Linked DNA regions of Homo sapiens: region 2 is linked to region 1. Evidence: read pairs that join two places in POLR2A ChIA-PET (ENCODE). Cell type or tissue: PC-9. All regions are shown on one strand. Region 1 overlaps HEATR5A (HEAT repeat containing 5A). Region 2 overlaps HEATR5A-DT (HEATR5A divergent transcript).

The links. ChIA-PET counts read pairs that join two places held together with the same protein. Peaks named below come from ENCODE experiments on the same cell type or tissue, not always from the same donor. Only the 100,000 strongest peaks of a DNase experiment are listed, where the experiment ranks them.
Region 2: POLR2A ChIA-PET joins it to region 1 with 7 read pairs; 2 of 35 experiments call an interaction of 5 or more read pairs at or near these places.

What each region holds. Positions count from the first base shown.
Region 1 is chr14:31,317,406-31,321,405 of GRCh38, forward strand. HEATR5A (HEAT repeat containing 5A) reads right to left here. Exons shown (of 36, transcript NM_015473.4): 26 at 819-887. It also overlaps the pseudogene ATP5MC1P2. Among named protein-coding and RNA genes, the nearest start is that of HEATR5A, 100 kb to the right of the region's middle. In PC-9, no CTCF peak of the experiment used is centred here; no DNase peak of the experiment used is centred here.
Region 2 is chr14:31,440,066-31,444,065 of GRCh38, forward strand. All of the region lies in intron 2 of HEATR5A-DT (HEATR5A divergent transcript), which reads left to right. Among named protein-coding and RNA genes, the nearest start is that of DTD2, 15 kb to the right of the region's middle. In PC-9, no CTCF peak of the experiment used is centred here; a DNase peak (open chromatin) is centred at 1,896; H3K27ac peaks cover 1,767 bases.

The DNA of each region.
Region 1 (4,000 bases):
AAGTGATCCTCCCACCTCAGCCTCCTGAGTAGCTGGGACAACAGACACCTGCCACCACGCCTAGCTATTTTTAGTAGACTGGGTTTCACCATGTTGGCCAGGCTGGTCTCTAACTCCTGACCTCAAGTGATCCACCTGCCTTGGCCTCCCAAAGTGCTGGGATTACAGGCGTGAGCCACTGTACCTGGCCTAGGGCTGGATATTAAGTGTCTGACAACGCAGTCTGAGAAAAGCAACTGTTTAAAATTGTATATTGTATGGCTCTTAAGTATATGAAAAAGTGCTCAATCTCACTTGAAATACAAATCTAAACTATCCTGAGACAGACTTTTTATTGTATCGTATAGACAAAAATGTAAAAGTTTGATGACTCACAATGTTGCTGGGACTGTGGCAAAACAGGTACTTGTATAACATTGCTGGTGGAAATTTAAATGGTAAACACCTCTAATATCCATCAATTATCCATCAATTCAATTTTGGGGGAATCCATCAATTCAATTTTGGGGAATTTATCTCACAGATATGCTTACACCCAGTGAAATGACCTATGCACAAGGTCACTCATACAGCACTATTCTAATAGCAAAAGAAAAAAACCCAATGTCCGTCAATATGGAACTGGTTAAATAAATTATAACATATCTATATAGTGGATTATCATGCAGTTATCAAAAAGGAAGAGTAAGTTTAAGAAGAAAAGTGTAAGCTATGATTGACGGTAAGACAACCATAAAGAAAAAACATTGGTAAAAAAATACTAACTGGAGGACTGCTTCCCAAGATTATCTCTTAAGCTTCATCTTTTAACCATTTACCTGACATGCTTTGGCAGTGACATCAGGTGGTGTCTCTGAAGTGAAGGCTGGTCTAAGCGCTGCTCCTACCTGGCAAGAAATTACATGACATATCAAACATCAAGAAGTAAGACAGCACAAGTTCTCCCTCTTTTTAATGTTATTTTAAAATTATTTATTTATAACAGGTATTATGGACAGCTGTTGTTTTGTCTACCCAGTGTATCTTCCCCTGTTTTTAGATAACAACATCCCAATTTTACCTTCGGGGAACGATCTTCTCTCCCCCTTTATTTTTTTTTGAGACGGAGTCTCGCCCTGTCGCCCAGGCAGGCTGGAGTGCAGTGGCGCAATCTCGGCTCACTACAGCCTCCGCCTCCCAGGTTCAAGTGATTCTCCTGCCTCAGCCTCCCAAGTAGCTGGGATTACAGGTGCCTGCCACCGCAACCAGCTAATTTTGTATTTTTAGTAGAGACAGGGTTTCACTATGTTGGCCAGGCTGGTCTCCAACTCCTGACCTCAAGTGATCCAACTGCCTCCTCCCAAAGTGCTGGGATTACAGGTGTGAGCCACTGTGCCCAGCCTCTCCCCAACTCTTAATCCATATTGTTGTTTTGGAGCTGACAGCATTGCCTGGCTCCAGGGACTCATGCTGGGATAATGAAGGCTCTCAAGACTTTCACTGGGAGTACTGGGAAAGAAGCACTGTATCTTTCTGAGGCCCTGGGTGCTAAGAGAGCCATCTTGATATCACTTGGAGAGAATAAACCTGAGAATAAGTCCACTGTGGAAGAAAGCAGAGACAATTAAGAGATTCCTAATAATAATTTTCCTTTACTGCTTGAGTTCTAATTGTATTTCTAGCACTTGCGATTGTAAGAGGGCTAAAAATATAACAGAACTCCTCTTAATTAAGTTGAATTATAATATTTCATTCTAATATAATAGTTCTTTTTTTTCTTTTTTTGAGACAAAGTCTCACTCTTGTCCCCCAGGCTGGAGTGCAATGGCATGATCTCGGCTCACTGCAACCTCCACCTTCTGGGTTCAAGTGATTCTCCTGCCTCAGCCTCCGGAGTAGCTGGGATTACAGGCGTCTGTCACCACATCTGGCTAATTTTTGTATTTTTAGTAGAGATGGGGTTTCACCATGTTGGCCAGGCTGGTCTCGAACTCCTGACTTCAGGTGATCCGCCTACCTCGGCCTCCCAAAGTGCTGGGATTACAGGCATGAGCCACCGCGCCCGGCCTCTAATATGACAGTTCTACGTAACTTTAATCCCTTCATTTTGCTTTGTCCCTAAGCATATGTTGGTATTAGCTGAACGAAGTCATGAAGACTGCTAATCAACTGATGAACTGCTCTGGTCTCCCTAACTGCTAGCCATCAGAAGTTGCTTCTGAATAATAATGAGAGATCTCCTTGGATGAATGCTGCTAGAGGATTACAAGACAGCTAATGATTTTGTTATCTTCCTTGTTCTTCTTAAATTGTTCAATGGACCAGTCAAATAATCAGTTAAAAAGATTACAAAACCAGTAATAGAAACCTGAATCCTTGGGCTGGGGCTGGTGGCTCATGCCTGTAGTCCCAGCACGTTGGAGGTGGAGGCAGACAGATCACTTGAGCCCAAGAGTTTGAGACCAGCCTGCGCAACATGGTAAAACCCTGTCTTTACAAAAAAACACAAAAATTAGCCGAGCGTGGTGGCGTGTGGCTGTAGTTACAGCTACTTCAGGTTGCAGTGAGCCAAAATCATGCCACTGCACTCCAGCCTGGGCAACAGGGTAAGACCTTGTCTCAAAAACAACAACAACACAAACCCCACAGAAATCTGAATCATTTCCTAAGTCTAGAAAATAAATGAAAGAGGTTATATATATTATGAAAATTAACCTTTATTTATTTATTTATTTATTTAGAGAAACGTTGTGTTTAATGGTAAAGCTTAGCACACCCCAGCACCAGGAATGGCGCGGAGTTGCAGCTGCAGGGACAGGCAGGTGACCCTCACGGAGCCTCACATGGCGAACAGGATGAAGAAGGAGATCATCAAACAGAAGAGCCCCATGGCCTCAGACAGGGCAAAGCCCAGAATGGCATAGAAGAGGAGTTGCTGCTTGAGAGACAGCTTCCTGGCATAGACAATAATCAAGCTGCCAAACACCGCTCCAATGCCAGCCCCTGAATCAGCCACACCAACTGTGGCTGACCCAGCACCAATAAACTTGGCGGCTGTGTCAGTGTCCCGGGAGACAACACTGGTCTGGAACTCCCGTCTGGCCACCTGGAGTGGGGAGCTGCTGTAGGAAGGCTGTTTAGATGAATTCTCTGGGCTATTCAAGGAGAAGGCAGACACAGGCCTGATTAGACCCCTGGTACAACAGCAGATCAGAGCTGGAGAAATGAGTAATACCCCGGTGGTCTGCATTTTTTCAGTCTCCCAGCTTTAGCCCTTGGTCTCAGCACTCAGCTTCCCCCACCCGGAAAATCAACCTTTAAAGTTACAAAACACTTGTTTTTTTATTTTTGTTTTCTTTAACAGGGCCATTTTTTTTCCCCCTCTCTGGAGATGGAGGTCTCCCTATGATGCCCAGACTGGACTTGAACTTCTGGGCTCAAGTGATCTTCCTGCCTCAGCCTTCTAAGGAGCTGGGACTACAGGCATACTGCCCTGCCCAAAAGACATGTTTTATGTACTTTGCTTTTACTTGAAGCTTTATAAAATATTAGCTGAAAGATTTCTTCTTCAAACACATGTACTTTCTATATATGGAATATACTGGTGATACGTTAGCAGAGATACCTACTCATTTACGAGGTGATATCCCAATTCGGTTCATAGACAGATCCTCCCCCCTTTCTTCCCTCCCTCCCTTGCTCCCTTCCTTCCTCTCTTCCTTTCTCTTTCCCCCTTTCTTCTTCCTCTTTTTTAACTTTCCCATCCTCAGACAGTTTCAGACTTTTTTTTTTGAGACAGGGTCTGGATCTGTCACCTAGGCTGGAGTGCAGTGGCACAATCTCGGCTCACTGCAACCTCCGTCTCCCAGGCTCAAGTGATTCTCCCACCTCAGCCTGAGACTACCGGTGCACTCCACCATGCCAGCTAGTTTTGTATTTTTGGTAGAGATGGGGTTTCGTCATGCTGCCCGGTCTTGAACTCCTGGGCTCAAAGCTACCTACCCGCCTTGGCCTCCCGAAG
Region 2 (4,000 bases), 120 kb after region 1:
ATCTCACGGGAACTGTGACTATCTTCTCTCCCAGTCTAAACCTTGTGGCTTTTCTGATTGCTTTTTATAATGATTGATGTTCATATCTCTCGCTTATTTTATAAGAAATAAAGAAAACAAAGATCATAAACTCACACACAGAAAAATAAAAGACACAGTTTTTTGTTTGTTTTGTTGAGACAAGGTCTCACTGTATTGCCCAGGCTGGTCTTGAACTCCTGGGCTCAAGTGATCCTCCTGCCTTGGCCTCCCAAAGTGCTGGGATTACCACACCTGGCCAGCAATACATTTTTAAATGAAGATTCACTACCCTAGCCAAAAGTGTCTTCTCCTTCTGCAGCTATTTTATTAATAAAACTCACTGATAGCATTGTCCAGACATCAGAGACCACATACTACCTAGTGCATTTTTGTGGCTAATGTGTCCCCTACTAGATGGTAAATTCCTTGGGGCTAGTGATCATATCTTAAACATTTCACACAGCCCCTAGCTACACTGCTGACCTGCAGATTATAAAGACCACAACATTTAAGTGGAAAGCAAGTATCCATTATGCAGTATTAAGCAAATGTTAGATTTTCAACATATGGGTTTTAAAAGGCAAATATGTATATAATGAAAAGAAGTAAAAGCCCTGTGGCTGGGTGGGGTGGCTCACGCTTGTAATCCCAAAACTTTCGAGGCTGAGGTGGGTGGATCACTTGAGGTCCGGAGTTCGAGACCAGCCTGGTCAACATGGTGAAACCCCATGTCTCAGGATGGGGAACATCACACACCGGGGCCTGTCGTGGGGTGTGGGGAGGGGAAGGGATAGCATTAGAAGATATACCTAATGTAAATGACAAGTTAACGGGTGCAGCACACCAACATGGCACATGTATACATATGTAACAAACCTGCACGTTGTGCACATGTACCCTAGAACTTAAAGTATAGCAATAAAAAAAAAAAAAAAAGAAACCCCGTGTCTACAAAAAAATACAAAATTAGGCCAGGCGCAGTGGCTCATACCTGTAATCCCAGCACTTTGGGAGGCCAAGGTGGGCAGATCACGAGGTCAGGAGTTTGAGACCAGCCTGTCCAAAATGGTGAAACCCCATCTCTACTAAAAAAATAAAAAATTAGCCAGGCGTGGTGGCCAGTGCCTGCAATCCCAGCTACTCAGGAGGCTAAGGCAGGAGAATCACTTGAACGTGGGAGGCGGAGGTTGCAGTGAGCCAAGATCACACCATTGCACTCCAGCCTAGGCAACAGAGCAAGACTCTGTCTCAAAAAAACAAAAAGCAAAAAAAACCAAATTAGCCAGGCATGGTGGTAGTCACCTGTAATCCCAGCTACTTGGGAGGCTTAGGCAGGAGAATCGCTTGAAGCCCAGAGGCAGAGGTTGCAGTAAGCCAAGATCGCGCCAAGATCGCACCAAGATCACTCCAGCCTGGGCGACAGTGAAATGTGTCTCAAAAGAAAAAAAAAAAAAAGAAATAAAAGCCCCGAGGACTTTCAGAATGTAATCAGAAGAAAAAATAATGCAGGCATTGAGCAAACTAAACTTAAAAGATGGTCATGTTTGCTCATAGACATACCTTGGGGCTGCTAAGGAAATCAGAAGAATGCCAGGAATAGAAAGTGTGCCTTAGCCTATCTACATTAGTACAAGGTTGAAGTAAACAGTCTCTCAAAGTTGGAGCCAAGGGTTACATTTTCGCTAGTATGATCAGACATTTTCTAAAAAAACTCCATACCTTCCCTTAAAACAAAAAAAAAGCCCACAATTACTTTCCCAACCTCAAATGTTTATGGCAATAATAGCTAATGGTTCTCAGATACTGTTATACAGGGTGTGGTGCATTCTCCACATAAATTCTTCTTTTCACATTCAGATAAAAGGCTGATGTAATAGGTCAAATTTTATTAAGCTTCTTAAGAGAAAAATGCTGACTAACCCAGTGTGAAGAATTCATTCACATGGAAAAGTCCAGTAAAAAGAAGTAGGGTCATATTTATCTTAAAGTTGGCTATTTGTGATGTATCCCACATAACTGCTTTATTTTGTGATTAAATATAGAAGGGTTTTAATAAATCTTGTTTCATCAAAATTCATATTTGTAAACAAAATAAAGATATTTTTGCATCATAGAAAGTTTGCTTTATGAAAAGACTCAAATATAGGTTTGTTTGTTTGTTTTTTTTTCTTATTTTGAGACAGAGTATTGCTCTGTCGCCCAGGCTGGAGTGCGGTAGTGCCATCTCGGCTCACTGCAACCTCTGCCTCCCAGGTTCAAGTGACTGTCCTGCCTCAGCCTCCCGAGTAGCTGGGATTATAGACACCTGCCACCAAGCCCGGCTAATTTTTGTATTTTTAGTAGAGACAGGGCTTAGACAGTATAATGGTAGGCAGATATAATACAGTGTAAACACACTGTACTATGTACACTAACACACTATACTATGTCTTCCTACCATTATACTGTCTCTGCCCAATATTACTTATTCTCTTGCAGTCGACATATTAATATAAAAAATTAAAGCCAAAGTACTTAATCTTATAAAATACATCACAAGCATCAGGAGTGGCACAATCATAACGCCAAAGGTGGTAGAGGCAGAAGAAATTACTATGGGGTCAGAAGAGACTGAGTAATGATGGATTTAGAGTACAGAAAAGGGCAAGTTAGGTAAGGCCATGATCTAAGAAAAATATAAATAGGGCTATACTGGAAAAATACAAATAGAGGTATACTGGGAGTAGCGGGAGAAAAGGTGAGACAGTTGAGCTGGAGCCAGATTATAAACCGTGATACCAGCCTTAGAAGCCTGGGCTTCATTCTGGTTAACAGTGGTTCTGGGATTCCAGTGTACACAAGAATCATCTTGGGGAGAGACTGGTGACTAGACAGATTTTAACTCCTGAGATTCTAATTTAGTATGTTTGGGATGGTCCCAGAAAACTGCATCTTAACAGGTGATTCCAGTACAAAGACACACTTTGAGACACTCCACCATAGGACAAATGATTAAGAAACTCTACTATTAACTATTGCAAATATGCCAATTCCCCATATGCTGTGAAAATATTCAATTGCATCCAATTTTTCTTTGTTATTTGGCACTGACTTTGTCACTGTTTACATCTTGAGTGAATTTGTTTAACAATGCGCTTTTCGGGGTAATATCCACGATCTACAAAGAACTTAAACAAATTTACAAGAAAAAATCAAACAACCCCATCAAAAAGTAGGTGAAAAAAGTAGGATATGAACAGACATTTCTCAAAAGAAGACATTTATGCAGCCAACAGACACATGAAAAAATGCTCATCATCACTGGCCATCAGAGAAATGCAAATCAAAACCACAATGAGATACCATCTCACACCAGTTAGAATGGCAATCATTAAAAAGTCAGGAAACAACAGGTGCTGGAGAGGATGTGGAGAAATAGGAACACTTTTACACTGTTGGTGGGACTGTAAACTAGTTCAACCATTGTGGAAGACAGTGTGGCAATTCCTCAAGGATCTAGAACTAGAAATACCATTTGACCCAGCCATCCCATTACTGGGTATATACCCAAAGGATTATAAATCATGTTGCTATAAAGACACATGCACACGTATGTTTATTGCAGCACTATTCACAATAGCAAAGACTTGGAACCAACCCAAATGTCCAACAATGATAGACTGGATTAAGAAAATGTGGCACATATACACCATGGAATACTATGCAGCCATAAAAAAGGATGAGTTCGTGTCCTTTGTAGGGACATGGATGAAGCTGGAAACCATCATTCTCAGCAAACTATTGCAAGGACAGAAAACCAAACACCGCATGTTCTCACTCATAGGTGGGAACTGAACAATGAGAACACTTGGACACAGGGTGGGGAACATCACACACCAGGGGCTGTCGTGGGGTCGGGGGAGGGGTGAGGGATAGCATTAGGAGATATACCTAATGTAAATGACGAGTTAATGGGTGCAGCACACCAATATGGCACATG